7 separate regions of the Homo sapiens genome follow, and all the other regions are linked to region 1. The links are chromatin contacts, found by Hi-C or POLR2A ChIA-PET in ENCODE. All regions are on one chromosome and are shown on one strand. Each heading gives the region's core, a stretch centred on a gene start or an enhancer-like site at or near the end of the contact. The rest is flanking DNA. Distances are from core to core; before and after follow the strand shown. Region 1 holds the start of ISOC1 (isochorismatase domain containing 1). Region 2 holds the start of PHAX (phosphorylated adaptor for RNA export). Region 3 holds the start of C5orf63 (chromosome 5 open reading frame 63). Region 4 holds the start of FNIP1 (folliculin interacting protein 1). Region 5 holds the start of RAPGEF6 (Rap guanine nucleotide exchange factor 6). Region 6 holds the start of HINT1 (histidine triad nucleotide binding protein 1). Region 7 holds the start of MARCHF3 (membrane associated ring-CH-type finger 3).

Region 1 (2,700 bases), core at 169-2,668:
ATTCCAATTACCCTGATTTGATCACTACACTGTATGCTTGAATCAAAATATCACGTCTCCTATAAATATGTACAACTATTATGTGCCCATAAAAACTAAAAACAAAAAAGAAAGAAAATGACACTTAAATATTAAAATACCTTTTATCCCCGAATCCCACATTTCAGTTTGGTCTTCTGAAAAAATGACTTATCAGTTTCTCAGCTAAAGAAATGATATCGACAGTGTACTACCTAAATTATACCTTATATTCTTTCCTTTCCAAAATATAAATTCGCCAGTGAACAATCTGATCCTAAAGAGGGCGGAAGATTAACCCGCCTAGCATGAGAGCACAGCTTAAAATAAATGCTGTTAAGTAGTCCTCAGGTAGAACAACTTTCCCAGCCAGCAGGCCCAGGAACTCAAGGTCTAGCTTAAGTTGGGTATTTGTATTCAAGAAGGAATTACAATCATGGAGTCAAATGACTTTTTCAATGCAGACGACAAAACGTAATCAAGTCAGTAGACACTTTACTAAGAGGAGGCTAAGCAAATGGTTATTTGCTTAAGGTTAGGGAACTCTTAAGCCCAAGGACCTGAGAGCCTGGGAAGGCGGGGGGGAATGGGTTTGACTCCCAAAGTTTGCGTTTCCGCAAGTGGTTAACACAACTCTAGGAACAAACCCTAAGACCAATACTCCCCACAATCTCATTTCCCCCCATTCTGCATCACCCATCACCCCAAAATAAAAACAGCTACTACAGCACAGCCCTTTGGTTACGCAGGAGGCTGGGACCTGATCCTGGCATAAAAAGCGGATGCGGGCGACCGAGGACCACACACGTGGGGGCGTTCGCGGGCGCTGAAACCAGCTACGAGGCCCACGCCCCCGCCGGGGACAGCTGGTGACCATCACCTTTGGACAGGGGCATTCCCCAGCCGGCCCCGGAACTTGCGAAAGACGCGCAGCCCTTCGGACTCAGCCACTCGCGCAGGGCCCGGGTCCCGGGCGGCTCGGGGCACCTGAGGAGCGCGGCGAAGGCGGGGACAGGGACGGGGACGGGGACGACTCGGGAACAGGGAAGCGCGCGGCCTCCCGCAGGACCCACCTGGATCTGCAACGGCACGAGGCGCACCTTGCAGCGCTCGCTCACCGCGAAGCCCTTGGGCAAGTCCACGTACTGGCCCCACTCCTCGGCGAACAGCTGCACCACGAATTTGCGGTGCATGTCGATCTGGTCGCCGTACAGGCTGAGGAACTTCTGGATGAGCAGCTCGTAGCCCGCCCCGTGTGGCACCGACGAGGGTCGCGCGAAGACTGAGAAACAGAAGAGCACCGGGACTGTGCCCGACGGCGCCCCCGCGCCCCCGGCGCCGCTGTTGGGGAGCGCAAGGACCGCCGGCTCCGCAGCCGCCATGTTCCCCCGAGCGTCTGCGAGCTCCGAGGCCGCCCAGTCGCACCCAGCCGGCTGCCGCGGCCCCGCCTCCCGGCGATGCCAGCCCGCCCGCCAGCTCGCGGAGGCGAAGGGGCGTGTCCTGACGACCGCTGCTCGCGCGCTCTCTTACCCGCCCCGGAGGGCGGGCCGCGGCGTAAGGGTGGGTGGTGGGGCCGGGGTGCGCGCGTGAGCCAGGGAGCGCCTGCGCTCGCCGGCCGGGTCCGCCCCCTCCAGCTTCCCGGGCCGCTGCGTTCCCGCAGTTCCCCGCTCGCGCCCTTTCTGCCGCGGTTCTGACTGCCGGCAGAACGCCTAGTGGTCTCGCAGACCCAAGACCCGCCTGGGCTGCCCGTTGTTCTTGCCCCGGTGCTGCAGCTCACACAAGGGTTTGTACCACCCTTCCCCTAACGCTGGCCCTCTTCGCGGCTTCGCTCGCCTTCGAATGAGCAGTGTTCTTGGCAGTCTAGGGTTGTGGTTGGGTACACAGAGCCGCCAGGACGAGTTACCTGTTGGCTCTGTGCAGAAGCATGCAGTCCTCCTCGAGATGGCAGTGGTATCTTACAACCAAAGGGACAGTCCGATAGATACCCTAAGAAGAGCAGCAGAATTTAATCCTTAGAGGGCCAGTCAAGGTTCAAGTTTTGTCTTTTTTCGGTCCCACAGAACACAATATCTCTAGGAATGGATTTGATATCTGGCCTCCCTTCATCTCAACCTATTTCTGGGAGGACTTGGATTTGGGAATATAAATACTATTAAAAGCAAAAATCTGAACTTTATATTGAAACTAAGGATATCTGTTTTTAAGTAAGTAAAAGGGATCACTTTCAAATAAAACAATCCTCTGCCTTCTGCACACTGTAAGGCGCTATAATTAACTGGAATTAGAAAGCATGCATTATGAACAGAATTTCCTTGGAATTGAGTCCTGCGAAGATAGGCATGGGCCTAAACATAAAATTAGATTTTAGGTATTAAAGCTGTCCTCTTCTAAGAAAATAACCTTTAAAGCAGGGTTTCCCAACTGACACTGTTGACTTCTGGAATGGACATTTCTCTTTCTTGGGGATGGGGCATCTTGTGCATTTGCAGGATATTTAGCAGCATCACCGGCTTCTACTCCCGCTAGATGCCTAGTGACCGCTCCTCCCTCTAGTTATGGCAATCAAAAATGTTTCCAGACATTGCCAAATATTCCCCAGAGGGCAAATATACCCCCTACTTGAGAACCACACTGCTTTAAAGTTATGAAAAGACCATCCTTTGGTGTTTCTTGCTCAATTGT
Region 2 (2,700 bases), core at 30-2,529, 2.5 Mb after region 1:
CCTGTAGTCCCAGCACTTTGGGAGGCCGAGGCGGGTGGATCACTTGAGGTCGGAAGTTCAAGACCAGCCTGGCCAACATGGAGAACCCCCGTCTCTACTAAAAATACAAAAATTAGGCCGGGCGAGGTGGCTCACGCCTGTAATCCCAACACTTTGGGAGGCCGAGGCGGGCGGATCACCTGAGGTTGGGAGTTCGAGACCAGCCTGACCAACATGGAGAAATCTCGTCTCAACTAAAAATACAAAATTAGCTGGATGTGGCCGGGCGCCGTGGTTCACACCTGTAATCTCAGCACTTTTGGAGGCCGAGGCAGGCCGATCACTTGAGGTCAGGAGTTCGAGACCAGCCTGGGCAACATGGTGAAACCCCGCGTCTACCAAAAATACAAAAATTAACCGGGCGTGGCAGCGGGCGCATGTAATCCCAGCTACTCGGGAGGCTGAGGCAGGAGAATCGCTTGAACCCGGGAGGCGGAGGTTGCAGTGAGCCGAGATCGCGCCACTGCACTCCAGCCTGGGCAACAGCGTGAGACCACCTCAAAACAACAAACAAAATCAGAGAGGCTAATGCAAAAGCCTAGTGCCATGGTACCGCATGACAAAGCTAGGTTCGGTGGAAACATGGAAAACCAGATCTTTGAGTGAGCGATAAACTTCATTCCTGGGCCTCAGTCTCCCTTCGGCTCAGGGAGAAAATGAGCATCACAGGCTGTTTCAGGCTGATGTCCCTAGATGCTACATATTTGGCAAAATCTGCCCCTTTATGGTTACCTAGCGGCGATGGAGTGGGGAAGCCCCAAGTTTAGAAAAGAAAGAGCGGTAGGCGGAGGTGAGACGTCTAAGAGGCCGCCGCAAGCCGGCCTCCAGGAGGCGCCAGGGCTCGCGCGCCCCGCCTCGCAGGGAGCAGCCAGTTCGGGGTTCGCACGGCCAGCCGCTGCCGCTGCCGCCGTCGCCCCTCGCCCCTCGGCCCCCGCAGCCCGGGCTCCGTGAGCCCGCCTGGGGGACGTCTGCTCGCCCCTTCTGCGGCCACTGACCCGACAGCCTGGGCTCCTCGCTCTGGCCCGGGCTCCTAGCTCCCACCCCTCACCCTCACCGCTGCCTGCGCGCTCCCCGGGGCCCAGGCTCCGCGCGCCCAGCCACGATCACCCACCCTCCTTTCACACTCACTGGCAATTGCAGCGGCCTGTCGCTGGGTGCGACCGTCATGTCGGAATCCGAGTCGGAAAGCTGCCCATCTTCCATATCGCCGACCTCCAACGCCATCTTCCCGCGGTGCGCTGCGCTGCACAGCGGCGGGTCAGGAGAGCACTTCCGGCGGGGCAGCCGGAAGGCCCGGCGGCTCGGCTGCTCGGGCGCCCCCGCGCGGAGGCCAGCCTGTCCCAGCGGCCTGAGGCGTCCCATTGCATTCCAACTACCCCGGGAAAATGAATCCCTTGTTCCCCCAACACTTTTCTTCCAAACTTTATTTTCGTGCAAACATAAATATGTCACGTATCGCGGTCGTCTGGGATTCCTCCCTTGGCCGTACATCCTTCCCCTGTATGCTCTGGACAAGCCTCCCCGCTTCTGTTCTTGCTCCTCCACAATCCACTCTACATATTGCTTCCAGGGAAGCCTTTCAAGCTGTATAGTCCGCCCTCTGTATCCACTCCCCATCCACGGATGCCGAACCTGCGGATGGGAAGGACCCACCGTGCACCCCCACATAATGTAAGGGGCTTGAGCATGGCGGATGTTGGTATCTGTGGGGGTCCTGAAAACAATGACCCGCGGATACCTAGGGAGGATTGTACCTTAGCTCGAATCTTCCAAGTGCATCCCTCCCCAAAACAAGGACTGAGTTCTCAGCATGGTGTTTGAAATGTTTGTTTTCCGGTGTCGTAAAGAAATAGCAACATAAATTTAACTTACTGAATAAGGCCATTTTTACTTTCTGCAGAAAGGGTACACTCGCCAGCAGTTTTGCCAGGAGAGTACACTGAACAAAAGGAGACAGGGTCATTTATAACCTGACGTGTTTACCTTACTGCTGTGGCTGGTTTTTATTGGCTGGACCGGACCTCACATTTTGTATTTGTCCCGATTGGCTAGCAACTTAGAACTTTTTAAAAGAGGCAAAGGTAGAGGAGAACAAAGGAAGGAGGAAGTAACTTGTGGAATGCTGAGAAAGATGAAAACACTTTTAAATAAGGAAGAGGAACAGGCTATGACCTAATGCTTGCTTGGACTAGTAAAAGCATGCCAGGGCAAATATTTAGGCTAAATTGTGGGAGCTAAGAACATAAAGTACATTTTTTTTTATTATGGCTAGCAGATATTTAAGAATGTTAGCACAGATCTTTGAATAAATTTTGCTTTTAAGAGAAGTTACTATTTATTCCTAATTAGACGGGGAGGAAAGTTTTTGAAGAGGAACCTCTGTTTTACTTTGCCACATGGCAAACAAGGTCATGTGGACTGGGCATCTGGTCACTGGTCCTAGTGTGTCCCCCTGCCTAACCGCTGGCGCGCTGAACCTGTTGTTCCTCAGGCCAGGCCTCTGCATTTGCTGTTCACTCGGCCTGAGAGGCCCTTCCCTCAACCCACCCCATTCTTTAAGGGTTATCTTGGAACCCGCCTTTGCGAAAATTATAACAGTGAGAAAATTATGGCAGTGGGAGAGATCTGATCTAGCCAACCCCTATCTTGCTTTTAGCCTTC
Region 3 (2,700 bases), core at 66-2,565, 2.0 Mb after region 1:
TGACAAAGAACTTGTAAATTCTACTATCTTAATGTGGCCTCTAGCGACATCACATAATCAGTGTGGTTTGTTTAAAGAATTCATTCCTGACCTTGGTTTGCTTTGTATCTTTTTTAAAACCACTGAGTACACATTGAATTTATAGTGGTAAGCTTAAGGCGTCAGACAGCATGAGATGGAATTCCAAATCTACCGTTTTGTAACTGTGAGAACTTGAGCAAGTTATTAAACCTCCATTACTTCATCTGTAAAATGGTACTAGTAATACTTAATTGCATTGTTCTCAGGATTAAACAGACTAATGAGTATAAAGCTTTTGGTGAGCAATCAATAAATGTTAGCTTTGAGTATTACTATAATTATTATCCATCATTTTCTCATTATTTACTGTACCACCATTCAAGCCACCACACCTAGAACCTGGAATGCTCAGTAGCTTCCTCACCTCCCTGCTTGTTCTACTCTTGCCTATCCTAAACCCTTCCCATCTACTTCCCAAAGCTAAGGGGTCCTTTCAGAAGGGAAAAGCAATCAGTTCAATCCCCTTCCCACATAAAACAGAAATGCCCCCCGGCTACCCTTAGCACAAACCTGAAAGGCCCTGCATGGCCAGACTCTCGCTTACCCTCTCTAGCCTGTTTCCACCTCTCTTCCCCATTCCCTCTAAGTCTCAGCCATACTCGTCAGTCTTCCGCATACAACCCATACTGCACATCCTCCACCAGACCCTTCCCCCAGCCTGCAGAGCTCTGTCCCCAACCCACGCCCTTCAGATCCCAGCCCCAAAGCTACCTCTTCAACGAGATCCCACTCAGGTCTTTTCTCATATTCCTTCCCTGCAAAGCACTTAGCTGAATAAACCCATGGCCTATTTAATAAGGGATAATTTCCTAATATCTGCTTTCTCACACGATTTTCAGTTTGCGGGAGGGTACGGCTGCCAGTTTTGCTCATCGCATTCCCCATAACCTAGTTCAGCCAAGACCTAGTGGAGGAGGCAGTAAATATTAAATTAACGAAAGAATGGATGCATGCAGAGCGGTTAAAATGGCTCGGACTCCGCAGCCTCAAAAAGTTGGCTCCCGCACCTGAGGCCTCTTATTAAATGGTTCCCAAACATGCGGGGTCACTTTTCCGTATTTTGTTTTTTAGTTTGGCCTTGGTTTGTGTGTCACTCTTCACGAGTAAAGGTTCAGGCGCGGCCACCCTTGAGAGCGTAGACGGGACACCACCTGAGATAGAACGCCCAGCGGCAGTGCTGCCGGCGTGGGGCGGAAGTGCGGGGCCTGGGGCCGGCGCCTGGTGGGTGCGGGCGGAAGTGCCCGGCGCAGGGCGGAAGCAGAGGCGTTGGCGGCGTGAGGCTCAGGTGGGTTCCCTTAGTCCCGCGCCGAGGGTGAGCGCTCGCGGGTCTCCGCCTCTGAGCTGACGCGCAGGCTGGCGGGGGTTCGCTGTGCCGCGTGCTGCCCATTTGGATAGTCGTTATACGGAATTTAATTAAACCGGGAGCCATAAATCCATGAACTACTTGGGGGAGATTATAAACGCGTGTGTGTGTGTCTGTGATAGCGCTCTGGGAAGTAAATAAATGACGGGCGGGAAAAGGAAGCTTTTTTTTTTTTTAAGAGAAAGCAGAAAACATCTCGAGAAAGCAGAAAACATCTCAACTTCATACTCCTCCAGTGATTCGCCGATGCCCCGTCCCGGGTTTAATTGAATTCTATGAAGTGGTAGTGTAATCACACTTGGGAGCCCGCTGAGCTGACTGCCTTTTTAAATAAATATTTTTGAGCAGCCATGTTGACCTTTAATTGGGGTGAAAAGGTTGAAAGGTGCAGCAGGGAACATTGTGAGTGCCGGGGCTCTCTGGATGAGCTGTCTGGATCTCCTCTCAGCCTTATTGGGCAAAAGCAGCCCTCTGGGTACTGAACAATGAGAGAATAAATCAGAAACTGTACATTCTCAACAGATATTCACTTCTGACAAATAGCAGCTCATACAGTTTTTTAATAAGTCCAAGGGTAGAAAAGTCCCCACTAAAATGTCATTGTGAGTTAGGCTTGTGACTGTTTCTAAGGCTGTCTTTCACAGGGAATGTTTTGCTTGGGTGATCTTTATTCTTGTTTATTAATAAATAGTGTATATGTGGTACTTTATATTTTAGTGCCCTTAAAAAAAAAATCCATAGTATGGCCTTAGCTTGACCCCAAGATTCTCAATTCCTCAAGGACAGAGATGGTGTCTAAGATCTGTTATATCCCAATACTTTCTAGCGCATTTCCCAGAATTAGTATACATTGTCTTGTTTAAGCAGCCACTAGAGCTATGCCTTGGTGCACAATGCTGAACAAGTTGAGGTGTCTATTAGAGGTCGCAGTCTTCTCATTTGGTCATATTCTGAGGACTAGCTTATAAAAATGCATGTGAAGCTCTCTACCAATATTTGGAGCTGTATACATTGGGGTGCATTATAGGTAATTAGAAAGATTTAAAACACGGGGAAAAAAGATACACCCTGGAAATATTGGATAATTATGATAATACTGGGGCAAAGCAGAACTAATCATGGTTCTGTGTGAAATATCGTAGCCCAATAACCTGCGTCCTGCTCTGCTGAGGAATTGCCTGGAACCAGAAAGACCCTGTTGTGAAAATTAAGATTGGTGGGGCTGGTGCTTTAAACAGGCAGGATCCTCAGATTGT
Region 4 (2,700 bases), core at 178-2,677, 2.7 Mb before region 1:
GGCTGGTCTTGAACTCGTGACCTCAGGTGATCCACTCGCCTCGGCCTCCCAAAGTGCTGGGATAACAGGCGTGAGCCACAGCGCCCGGCCACACCTGGCTAATTAAAATTTTTTTTTTTTTTTTTTTTTTGTAGAGACAGGGTCTTACTGTTGCCCAAGCTGGTTTCGAACTACAGAGCTAAAGCGATCTGCCTGCCTCGGCCTTGCAGTGTTGCGATTACAGACGTGAGCTACCACGCCTGCCCAAAGTATTTTTATCCAGCCTTCCAACCATATACAAGTTATTTCCTAAATTTCTCTGAGGATTACATCCCATTGTACGAGCTTCCTCATCCTGGAGGGGGAGTGAGTGAATGGATGGGGTTGCTGAAAATTTATAAGATTAGTTTGATACAAACTCTGATATATTTTGGTTCCATGGGTTAAATAAGACTGTGAGGTCACATGTGAGCAATGTTTTTCTTTTTTTAGAAAGCGTTTCTTCCCTGTAACTTGACTAAAATTCCACAGTTCCTCCCGTCTTCATACCTAAACATTAAGATAGATTTATTAAAAATCTAAATAATTAGCGTAAAGGGTTAGATATCTGTACATATATGTCTTTAGGCTTCCTGACTTCGTTGGTTTCACCTGATTTTGTTGGTTAACAAGGAAACAGCCTAACTCCTGAGCCTCCAATCGCTAGCTCTTCCAAGAGACTAATTCCCGGTGTCAGGGTTCTAGGCGCTAGTACAAACTGCCCGCAGTGCCTGCTCGAGGTCGTCTTTGCGGGGAGCCATGGCTGTGGCAGGGGTCCCGGCAGTTTCCTTCACCAGTCCCTGTGAGCCAGCCCCCGCGCTGTCCAGATCCCAGACCTCTCGCGGGCCGGCGCAGCCTTCTAAGGGCGGTCCTGGGGTCCTGGGCTCAAAGTCCAGCCTTGGCCGCGGCCCCACGGGTACGCTTGTGGGCCTTCCGTGCTCCAGGAGCCGCCAGACTCTGCCCGGCGCGGAATGGAGGTGTGAAGCCGCAGAAGCTAGGGAGGGGCTGACAAGGAAGAGTCGGTTGCCCGTGGTTCCCTACGCAACTCTGTGGGTGCGGGGAGTCGAAGCCTTCTGCACTCCAAGGCTCCTGGCATCGTCCCCGCGCCACCCCGGCGTACCCTCTGATGGTCGCTGACAGCTTCACAGGGGAAGATCGAGACTGACCCTTCTCCCGCTACACATCCCTAGCCACCTTCCAGTCCTGTCCTCTCGGCTCACGCCCCGCCCCTGCCACGTGACGGGACCCGCCAGTGAGCCTATGGGAGGCAGCTCCGCCCCACGCCCCCACCTTGCCCCTTGCTCCGCGCGCCGCCACGTGATGCGGCCCCCCTCCAGCCAATGAGTGCCGGCCTTGCCTCGCGCCCCGCCCCGCGCGCCGTGGCCGTTTGAAGTGACTAATTTCTGTCATATGACTGAGGCGCCCATGGGGGTGGCGGGGCGGCTGTAGGAGCAGGGGCCTAGCAAGCGCCCAGCGGAGCGACCCCTGCCTGGCCGTGGCTAGCATGGCCCCTACGCTGTTCCAGAAGCTCTTCAGCAAGAGGACCGGGCTGGGCGCGCCCGGCCGCGACGCCCGGGACCCAGATTGCGGGTTCAGGTAGGGCGCTGTGGGGCGGGGGTCGCGGAGCCGATGGCCTTGTGGGCTCCGGGCTCCAGGGGTGTTGGGGCCTTCGGTGTTCCGACCCGAGCGGAAGCGCCGCGCCGAGAGCAGCATCTGGTCCTCGGTGGGGTGGAGCCGGCTGCGGGCTAGCGCCGAAGGGTTGGAGCGAGGTCCTACCTTTTATTTTACCCCACCCGCCTCGCCGTTGCCCCTTCCCCCTCCTCCCGTCGGTTTGTTTACGACCTGCCCCCAGCCACGCGCGACTCTGCTCCTCCGGACCTAGCACCGCGGCCTGAGACTTTGGGTCCACACGCCTTCCTGGCACCGAGTAGAGTTGGGCGCGGGCTGGATTGGACCTCAGCCGCCGTACTCCGGGCCGCGAAGTTCTCCCCTCCTCCCCGTGACCAGTTGTCCTCCGGGCGCTGCGTTCCAGCTCCGTTGGCGTTGTGGAGAGAGCGGCACGTTTGGCCAAGCTTCTGAGTTGAGAGAAGGCTGGAGGAGCGAGTAGGCAACGTGCCGTTCTTTCAGGTTTCTTGGACGCTAAAATTGGAGGTGTGCAGTAACCGGACCGAGCGACCTTAATGTTATCGAAGGAGAAATGTGAAACTTGAGTTTAGGGTTACTGCCGAAGGAAGACCAAATTGAATGAAATCTGGCCTTGGAATTGGCTGTAGATTCTTCCTCCTCGAATTGTTACTGAAAAGGAGTCTTAAAAATTGAAAATGTTAGTAGAGCATTTTGTAGTGTTACAGGCTTTGTTAATTTTTCATTGTAGTACCTGTTGCTGGCAGAGTAACTTTTCAGAATTGTAAGATTTGATATAAACCTGAATTCAAGGTAAAATTTAGTCGTTAAACTGCACCTGAGGAGATTATGTCCAAACAGCCTTTATACGTATTGCAGTGTGGAAACTTGCAAATATAACTAGGCTAAATGTCAAATGCCACACGTTTTAAACTTGGTAGGATAGCAAAGAGCCCAGTTGTACAACAATAGTAGAAACAAAAAAATAAAATAAAAATAAAAAAAGAGAATCTGTCAAATTTTGGAACAGGCGAAGTTGCCACACTGGTTTAAGAAATT
Region 5 (2,700 bases), core at 20-2,519, 2.5 Mb before region 1:
GCTATGCCACACTTCGCTGGTAAAGTTTTTGATCTATACCTGAAAAAGAGAAATGCTAATAGTATGTTGTAAACTCCCAGTTTGGGCAAGCCCCAGGACCAACAGAAAACAGTCCTTAAGTCATTGCCGGTCCCAGAAACGGTGTTGTAGCCTGAACTCTCATTGTTTTCAAATATAATTTTAACTCTTATTACGTCATTAAAATTACTGTGAAGCAGTCATTAATTGGAAAGCATGTCATAATCATAAATCACCTTGTTATTTAGTGAACTATGCTAACTGCTGTGAGAAATACCAAGGTGTACCTAGATGTAGTTACAGCCATCAAGGAGCTTAAAATTCAGTGGAAAGGTGGTGTCGCCAAAGTTAGTTACCTATGAACTTATGAGAAAGGGTAAGGAGTATCCTAGAACGATGGATTCTGGAATTGTCAGTGAGCTTATTGTTGAAACGGCCTCAGCAGCTCTCTGGCTGCTCCTAAGGGTGGTCTGTTTTTCTTACCAAGGGAGCAGTGAAACAAAACTGGCTTTATTCGGTCTGTTGGGAAGCAGACTAGAATGTAAAAAGTATTGCAAAAGTTGCCACTCGAGTCCCAACCCTAAACGCAGTTGCCTGAGGGAGGGCTGCCCCGGGCATTTAGTTACAAGAACGCAGTCTAAATCTAGTTTTTTGACTCAAAGGTAATCGTGAGCTGGCCGCGGCACCGGCTGCCTATCCTGGCCGTGAATGTTTGCTTTCTCTGCCCTGGTCTCAGGACGTCCGTTTCGAATAGATCAAGCACTTCTCTGTCGGCAGCTTTCACAAGAGATCTCGTTTTATTTAAAGAGATATGAGGTGTGCGTGGAATTCCTTCTTTGCCGAATGGCGGCTTCTACTTCCGCATATTCAAAGTCGGCAGTAGAAGTTGCAGAGGAGAGCGCAAAGCCGGACTTGGCCACACCCTGGGCTTCCGGATTTGGGCACAACAGTTCTCTCCAGTCAGAACGCCTCCCCACGGTTCTGCCCCAAAATGCTATTTTTGCTCAGGTCCTCAGCGCGTTTCCGGTGTCTCCAACGGATGGAGAAGACGGAACCACAACGCCAAGGCAGACCCCGTGACTGATTTAGGTGAGGTCTCGCGAGGTGTCTTTAAATCTCACGACGACAGCAGGAAACGACTTACTCGCACCGCCCCAATTTTAACGTCACAGTGGAGTTACTCCCTTGGGCGTTTCTTAGCGTGCGCGTGCGTGCTGCGCATGCGCACTTACTCTCCCCCGCCCCCGCGCAGACTTGTCTCCGGCCAGTCGCGCGTGGGTAGAGGCCTTAGGCGGGCGTTGCGAAGGGTTGTTTGCTAGAGTTCGGACCTTGTTACGGCGCGAAGTTCCCTCCTTGGGGCGGGGGAAAGGTACCGCACCCGCTACCTAGTGTGAATGAACTGTGGCGTGGGCTGCTAAGGGCAGGCTGCGGAGTACCCGGGCCGTGGCCATGAACTCACCCGTGGACCCTGGCGCTAGGCAGGCGTTGAGGAAGAAGCCACCCGAGCGGACTCCCGAGGTGAGGCTGGTTGACCTTTATGTGCGTCTCACAGTCCAGTAGACAGCATCCTCCTGTCTGTCCGAAATCCGCGGCGACTGCCCTCTTGCCAGAGTCTCGCACCTGCTACTGGGAATCTGTTCGCTTGAGTCTCTTCCCTGACCCAGGCCCTTGTCGCCAGCAGGGTGCCGACCGCCCTTCCTGCCTGTGATGCGGTCTTAACCCGCGTACCCGTCCTTGCCGGGGGCTTCTGAGTGTCGTTAAGAAAGCACCATTACTAAGTCGTATTTTCTGAGTTGGGTAATATGAGTTTCGCAGTTAGATGCCCATTCGTTTAAGTAGACTATGAAAAACGAGATGGAAATTGTAAGGGAAGTATCTCAGCCATGTAATTTAGAAATAGTTTTTCTTTAAAGGTCTCTGAAATATTGTACAGTTGCCTAAAAAAAAGATAAAGTTTTCAAAGTTAGTTTAAAAGTTTACATCCAGTCAAATGGTGAATTCTGTAGTAGATGATGCATGTTTAAAGAACACCACTGTAGGTACTTTTTCAGACTGTCACTGGGAAATTTTACAGTATTTTGTACTTGGATCCAAAATTTGCTGTGTCGAGTTAACAGTTATGGCATCAGCTTAAAAGATTTTTCATTCGACCTTCATGAAGGCTAGTTTTCAGGCATATAACTAAAACCTGTTAGCTTTGCTTATCCCGGTAGAATGCTAAGGTTTTGGGGAAGGTTTTCCTTGATTTGGAGGTTTCTATAACAAGTGGGACATATTTTCTAAACAAAACACTAAACAGTGTGAGTGGATTATTGGATTGTTTTGTTTAAAGTTGCAGTAAATGAAATGAAATGCTTTGGTTAATTCTTCACTTTGGAGTTTTTCAGATATGTAGTGTTTTGCATACTGAGTCTCAGTAACGTTGGGCTGACCTTTTGGGTCGTGACAATTATTCAGGTCACAACGGAAGCCATGATAGGTCAAATTATGTTATTGAAGATCCTGATGTTTGCATAGGAACAACACAAATTCTACCACTTTCCAGAGTTCTCTTTTTGAGATATACATTTATAATTCGATGAGTGTTTGTTTCCTTATGATGATTCTTGAAGTCAATGTGAGCTGATTTATGAATTTCAGTAGGCGAATTATCTTACAGCCTTTATAGCATTGGAAAGTATT
Region 6 (2,700 bases), core at 126-2,625, 2.1 Mb before region 1:
TAGAAACCTAACTTGTAGGGCCCCACCCCAGATCAACTGATTTTGACAATTTTTCTGTGGTTATGAAAGGAAATTAACATGACTTCAAAACTATTATCTAATTTATAGGCATTATTTAGATTTTACGAATTGTCCCAGTAATGTCTTTGATAGCAAAAGTACCAAATGGACACTTTTGAGATTAAAGGCAACCACATTCAATAATTTTGCCAAGACAAGGGTAGTAATGTAATCATAAAAGGCAGCTGAGCTCACATCTGTAATCCCAGCACTTTGGGAGGCTGAGGCGGGTGGAACACCTGAGGTCAGAAGTTTGAGAACAGCCTGGCCAGCATGGGGAAACCCTGTCTCTACTAAAAATACAAAAATTAGCCAGGTGTGGTGGTGCGCGCCTGTAGTCCTAGCTACTTGGGAGGCTGAGGCATGAGAATCACTCGAACTCGGGAGGCAGAGGTTGCAATGAGCCGAGATTGTGCCACTGCAGTCGAGCCTGGGCGACAGAGCAAGAATCTATCTAAAAAAAAAAAAGGCATTGAGGAGGTATACTTTTTCTTAATACGTACACTTAGAGGTCTGGTATGATAACTGTAATTGTCTATAGGATTTTATAAATGGATGTCCTTAGTGACCTTGACAAGAGGGAAATGGACTCAAAAATGAAAGATAAGAAAGCAGACATGGTATGTAGAAAACTTCTTTATAAAACGAGCAAAGATACGGAGGGGGATGTGGGATTAAGGAAGGTTTTTTTTTTTAAAGTGGGTCATTTTATTAATACATTATGTTGATTGCTGCTGGGAAAAATTCTTTGCAGAGCAGTCTAGGGAGGTTTACAAACTACTGATGCCTGGGGCTCATCTCCAAAGATTCTTATTTAATGGATCTGGGCTGCAGCCAGGTTCACGGGGATTTTTAAAAGCTCCCCAAGTGATCTTAATGTGTAGTCAAGATTGAGAACCACTGGTAGAGAGAGAAAAAAACTCTGTTGAAGAGAGGACTTAAAATCTGCTGCAGCAGCAAGACCTTAAATAATCTAAGTGCTAAGTTGCAGCCAGCACCACTTAAATTATCAAATCTTGTCAGTTACAGTATCCAACTTTCCCTACAAGCATCCATAGGCAGACGAAGGGTTTATACCAGTAACTGCATTCCCCAGGAGACAAGAAAGGAGGATAGAAAAACGACTTAGGAATCTCCTTGGAGCTCAAGACCAGGAACTTCCCCAAGCCGGAGGTCCCTGAGGCGCTCTAGCGCGCTGGCCGCACTCGCAGCCCAGGTCGCCAGTGCGCACGCGCAAGATTAGGTGGGGCGCCAGAGCCGGGGCACCTGCGCAGGCTTGGCTGCGCCCTCTCGCGCCGCACGCTCTGCGGGTTCCTCCCTTCTTCCGAGCCTCTCCTCTGGCCGCCGCGCGGGAGAGAGGCCGAGATGGCAGATGAGATTGCCAAGGCTCAGGTCGCTCGGCCTGGTGGCGACACGATCTTTGGGAAGATCATCCGCAAGGAAATACCAGCCAAAATCATTTTTGAGGATGACCGGGTAGGTACTGGGCACCACCTCTCTCGCCTGCTGAGGTGGGTATCGTCCGCGGATCCTCGGGTTTCTCGCGGAGGGAGAGGAGGGGTCGCGAGTGTAGCGGCGACGGGAGGGGACCTGGCTGCCCTGGTCCAGCGGGCCCCCAGCCAGCGGACAGGGCCCGGGCACTCCGAGGCGGCCTGCCGGCGCGTGCCGGCGCTCCGGTTACTCGTTATCTGCCCCGGGCGCGGGCCAGGCCGCCGGGCGCCCTGAGTGCCGCACCGCGGGGCCTGGGCGCGTGTCGGGGCGCACTGGGGCCCCCGCGTGGAAGCCCGCCGGTTCCCCGGCTGCCTCGGACCTTGCCTGTATCAGGAATCTCGAAATCTCGCCAGCGCTCTGCCTGACAGAGAGAAACCCGATCGCGCCCTGACTCAGGCCCAATCTCCGCGATCTCCCGCGCACAGCCGGCCTGCCAGGGCCCGGCGTTCCTGGGCGCTGCTCAGCAAGGCATTGTGCTCGAGGGCCCCAGGGGCGCTGGGAGGTGCGCGGGCCGTCTGGGCCTGCCGGCTTCCTCCGCGGGGTGCGGCTTGCCACCCTCACCCCTACCCCTATCCCTATCTCCACCCCAAGGCCTACCCTGGGCTAGCGAGGCGATCTCCTGAGATAAGAAGTGGGCCCGCGTCTGGGATTTGCTTTCCGTTGACCTCTCCCGCTGAACATTTTGGACTTACAAACAGCTGAATGATTCTTTTTGTATTCAACAGGAAGTAATTTTATGCCAAGAGACTAAGACTGTAGTTTTTGTTGACTTCTTGTAGGTGAAATCCCAGTTGATGTGACTTTGAGATATCTTGTGTAAATTATTTAGTGGCCAGTTGTATTTTTGGGATTGGATCTCAGATAAAGCTGGGCAGATTGGCTGATTTAGATAGAACAAATTTTGTAAACAGTTTTGTTAAATTTAGGAAATATAAAATCTAAGAAAAACATTTATTCTACTAATGTCGGTTAGATTCAAAACGTTATCAAAAATTTAATTAGGTTCCTCTAGGTAAATTAAAAAAAAAAATACTTTGTCTCTACTCAGGGGAAATTCTTTGGTTTTAGAAAAAATATTTCTTTTTAAAGTTCGCAGTTGCCTTTGAGAAATGGTTCTTGAAAAATTTACATTTGAACCACCGAAGTCCA
Region 7 (2,700 bases), core at 188-2,687, 2.1 Mb after region 1:
TGAGAGACTAAAACCCTTAGGACTTCTGGGACCTGAATGAGGCAATGGTCTGAAGTGGGCTTGCGCTGGAAGCAAGACGTAAGTGGTGAAGGTGAGTATCAGGGCAGCAGGTTGACCCCTTTCTTGTTATGAGCATGCATTCCTTCATTCTTACTAATACGGGTTAGGTGCCTACCCATGGCAAGAGCAGTTCTAGGCAGGGAGAGGCCCCTACCCACCCACAGCTGACGGTCTAGGGCTTGTTTACATTCTAGGTTTCAGCGGGAAAGCAAGAACACCCAACTCCCTGCTTTTGATTCTATGTTAGTAGCTCAGCGCGCCTGTGCGAGCACGTGCTGCAGCCAGGGTAGGGGCTCAGAAACTGGTTGACAAGATGAGCAGTGGGGTCCTAGGGGGTTGGGCGGGAAGGGCCCACAAGGCCATATTCCAGGCTGTTCGGCTGCGAGTGACCCCTGAGAGGTCGGGATCTCCGAGCTCGTCCGATGTCTCCATCCCAGCCAGGAGCTTGCGAAGGGGAAGGAGGGCGGAAGCAGAGTGGGACAGATGTGGTTCGTTCTGGGGCTTCCTGTCCACGAAGATGGATAATTCTAGCGACCCGCCTGGGATTTTGGAATCCTGGCGGACCCAAAAGACAGCAGAAGTCACCGCAGAGGATGCCACCCCGCACGGCAGCCCGCCCAGAGCGACGGTCTCACAGGTTCCGGCGCCGTCGAGCGCCCAAGCCTCCTGTTGGCCGCCAGCTGTGTCCGCGACGCGCTGGGTCGGGAGGAGGAGACCCGAGGCGCCGGTAAGTCCCCCGCTGCAGGTGGCCCGGAGGGCAGGGGTGAGGACGGGGACGTGTACTGAACTTTGGGAGGTTTGCGGGGCTGGAGTTTTGTTTCAGAGATAGCCAGATCGAGATCAGAACGTTTTCCAGAGAGCCCAGGTTTCCACTTGTGGCTGGGCGACCCGGTCCGGAATTCATCCTTTCTCGGCCCTCAGCTTCCTCCGGGCGGGGTTCCGATGGGGCAGCTAAGTTCCGCGCCTCCTGCCGGTGCCAGATACTGGCGTGTCGACCCGCGCTGCGGTTGGCTTCTTGCTCCACAGCGCTATGCGCGCGGCGGCTCCGAGGGCTCCTGGTCTCTCTCAGCCAACGGCCTTCTGGGGCCGCCGCCTCCCTCTAGAGCTGCTCGGGTCCCATTGCAGAGAGTCCCGCAGCGCCCGCCGGCAGCCACGGCACTTCGCAATAACCAACTTCCCCGCCGCCGGCGCGTCCCGCCAGCCTGCCCTCGGCCGCAGGCGACTGGACGGCGGTTACGGGGCGGTCCCAGCGCCACCACGACTGGCTGTCGGCTCCGCCAGTCATGGGCTGATGACGCCCCGGGGCTGGCTCCGCCCCTAGCGGCAGCCCCGCCTCCCCTCCAGAGCCTGGTCGGCTTAGCCCTGCTTTCCGCCTCACTCGTTGAGCAGGTCCGTGAATTGTCAGCGCGCTGTGGGCGACTGTGTGGCCGCGGCGGCCGCCAGGCTTGCCGCACTCCCCCTGAGGTGCCCGCCGGAACCAATGTGCCCTGGTCCACTGGGCCGTGAGCAGCCACCGACTGGGGGCAACTTGGCACTTAGAACCGCAGCAGGGACGTCGGTTTGCTATCGGGACTCGGCGAGGACGGTGAGTGGCCGCGCGCCGGGCTAGCGGCTCCTCTCGGCGCGGTTCGGCGGCGGCGAGAGGGGACGGGACGCGTCCTGGCGCTCGGCGGTCCGTTCGTCCGAGCGTGACCGCTGTGGGGAGGTCAGGGCTGGGCGGGATTTACTCCGTGCCAATATCCCCACTCCCGAACTTCTTCTTGTCAAAGCATCCCAACTCCGCCCGGGACGCGGTTCCAGTCCGCACCAACTTGGCGTAATTGACATGGGTAGGTGGGGCCGGGACGCGTCCCCTGCCCCTCTGCGGCAACGACATGGAGCGCTGGGGCGGCCTCCGCGCCCGCGGCGTGCGGACCGCGGTTCCTGAAAAATTACCCGCGCTGTGCGGTACGGTAAGACCCGGCGTCCGCGTCTGGATCTCAAGGCTGAGCGAGCGCTCATCGGGCTCAAGGTGGGTCTCAGCGCCAGAGAACTGGAGTACCAGCCGGGTTCTGTAGCGGGGGCTTCAGTGCTCTGCAGCTACTGAGAGGAATTGAGAGCACTGCTGGGCTTTGAACTTTCTAAAGTAATTGCTTTCTATTAGCACTTGAATCCATGACCCTCCTGAGGTGCTCGGACCTCCACATCCACCCGCAAGGGGTGTCCGAAGGACTTCGTTAGGACCAGGCGGGAGCTGCTGTCGGTTCTGGTGCCCAGTGCCTTGGAGAATCCTAGAGGCTGCGAAAGGGATTGCCAGCCTGGTCGGTTGGTGTTTGTTTGAGCACCTGCGTGTTTAAGTGATGAAGTTGAGTCAGGAATTGACAGCAGAGAACTCAAGGTTAAACCTGACACTCCGTTTGTGACTCGGTCTGGGTTAGATTGTTTTCCCCCCTTAATGGTAAGGGGGTAAAAGCAGCTTGTTTTTCTGAGACCAACTACATGCATGTAGTTTATATTATGTGCGGAATAAACAGAATTCAATACGATATTTTCTTACAATTCTTATTTGACATGAATAAGAGCTTTTGAAAATACTAGACAGAAACAGGTCCAGAATTTGGGGATGTTTAGACCTTTGAAAATACATGAAAATGTTGAGAT

What was found. Hi-C counts contacts between places; a loop is a spot of excess contacts on that map. ChIA-PET counts read pairs that join two places held with the same protein, here RNA polymerase II (POLR2A). Pooled maps may share reads with other maps.
Region 2: a map of CD8-positive, alpha-beta T cell shows a loop between it and region 1 (15-fold over the local background). The contact joins the promoter of PHAX here to the promoter of ISOC1 in region 1. A Hi-C loop is called at or near these places in 5 of 168 maps with a recorded cell type or tissue (CD4-positive, alpha-beta T cell, CD4-positive, alpha-beta memory T cell, CD8-positive, alpha-beta T cell and 1 more) and 13 of 50 pooled maps. POLR2A ChIA-PET finds 5 or more read pairs at or near these places in 1 of 52 experiments (CD4-positive, alpha-beta T cell).
Region 3: a map of B cell shows a loop between it and region 1 (20-fold over the local background). The contact joins the promoter of C5orf63 here to the promoter of ISOC1 in region 1. A Hi-C loop is called at or near these places in 1 of 168 maps with a recorded cell type or tissue (B cell), 1 of 37 single-sample maps with no recorded cell type and 5 of 50 pooled maps.
Region 4: a map of CD4-positive, alpha-beta T cell shows a loop between it and region 1 (13-fold over the local background). The contact joins the promoter of FNIP1 here to the promoter of ISOC1 in region 1. A Hi-C loop is called at or near these places in 2 of 168 maps with a recorded cell type or tissue (CD4-positive, alpha-beta T cell and naive thymus-derived CD4-positive, alpha-beta T cell) and 15 of 50 pooled maps. POLR2A ChIA-PET finds 5 or more read pairs at or near these places in 1 of 52 experiments (CD4-positive, alpha-beta T cell).
Region 5: a loop to region 1 is called in a map of gastrocnemius medialis, with 8 times the contacts of the local background. The contact joins the promoter of RAPGEF6 here to the promoter of ISOC1 in region 1. A Hi-C loop is called at or near these places in 2 of 168 maps with a recorded cell type or tissue (gastrocnemius medialis and naive thymus-derived CD4-positive, alpha-beta T cell), 1 of 37 single-sample maps with no recorded cell type and 11 of 50 pooled maps.
Region 6: a pooled map shows a loop between it and region 1 (7-fold over the local background). The contact joins the promoter of HINT1 here to the promoter of ISOC1 in region 1. A Hi-C loop is called at or near these places in 2 of 168 maps with a recorded cell type or tissue (aorta and gastrocnemius medialis), 1 of 37 single-sample maps with no recorded cell type and 16 of 50 pooled maps.
Region 7: a loop to region 1 is called in a map of CD8-positive, alpha-beta T cell, with 7 times the contacts of the local background. The contact joins the promoter of MARCHF3 here to the promoter of ISOC1 in region 1. A Hi-C loop is called at or near these places in 3 of 168 maps with a recorded cell type or tissue (CD4-positive, alpha-beta memory T cell, CD8-positive, alpha-beta T cell and naive thymus-derived CD4-positive, alpha-beta T cell) and 9 of 50 pooled maps.

The regions. Positions count from the first base shown.
Region 1 is chr5:129,093,467-129,096,166 of GRCh38, reverse strand. ISOC1 (isochorismatase domain containing 1) reads right to left here and starts at 1,418. Exons shown (of 5, transcript NM_016048.2): 1 at 1,092-1,418. The coding sequence starts at 1,400. It overlaps LOC124901060 (a long non-coding RNA gene), which reads left to right. Exons shown (of 2, transcript XR_007058926.1): 2 at 768-2,700. RefSeq lists a silencer at 1,021-1,800.
Region 2 is chr5:126,599,526-126,602,225 of GRCh38, reverse strand. PHAX (phosphorylated adaptor for RNA export) reads right to left here and starts at 1,279. Exons shown (of 5, transcript NM_032177.4): 1 at 1,168-1,279. The coding sequence starts at 1,263. RefSeq lists enhancers at 1-499, 500-1,347, 1,348-2,197 and silencers at 862-1,111, 1,232-1,441.
Region 3 is chr5:127,072,117-127,074,816 of GRCh38, reverse strand. C5orf63 (chromosome 5 open reading frame 63) reads left to right here and starts at 1,315. Exons shown (of 5, transcript NM_001164478.2): 1 at 1,315-1,366. RefSeq lists a silencer at 1,239-1,458.
Region 4 is chr5:131,795,744-131,798,443 of GRCh38, reverse strand. It overlaps FNIP1 (folliculin interacting protein 1), which reads left to right and starts at 1,427. Exons shown (of 18, transcript NM_133372.3): 1 at 1,427-1,614. The coding sequence starts at 1,523. RefSeq lists silencers at 1,224-1,483, 1,534-1,813.
Region 5 is chr5:131,633,798-131,636,497 of GRCh38, reverse strand. RAPGEF6 (Rap guanine nucleotide exchange factor 6) reads left to right here and starts at 1,269. Exons shown (of 28, transcript NM_016340.6): 1 at 1,269-1,536. The coding sequence starts at 1,468. RefSeq lists enhancers at 700-899, 910-1,159, 168-1,367, 1,460-1,549, 1,497-2,079.
Region 6 is chr5:131,163,931-131,166,630 of GRCh38, reverse strand. It overlaps HINT1 (histidine triad nucleotide binding protein 1), which reads left to right and starts at 1,375. Exons shown (of 3, transcript NM_005340.7): 1 at 1,375-1,536. The coding sequence starts at 1,426. RefSeq lists enhancers at 1,006-1,055, 1,326-1,985, 1,986-2,646 and silencers at 1,206-1,255, 1,266-1,345, 1,556-2,195.
Region 7 is chr5:127,029,295-127,031,994 of GRCh38, reverse strand. MARCHF3 (membrane associated ring-CH-type finger 3) reads left to right here and starts at 1,437. Exons shown (of 5, transcript NM_178450.5): 1 at 1,437-1,645. It overlaps LOC105379163 (a long non-coding RNA gene), which reads right to left and starts at 652. Exons shown (of 2, transcript XR_007058920.1): 1 at 1-652. RefSeq lists an enhancer at 555-1,099 and a silencer at 1,096-1,475.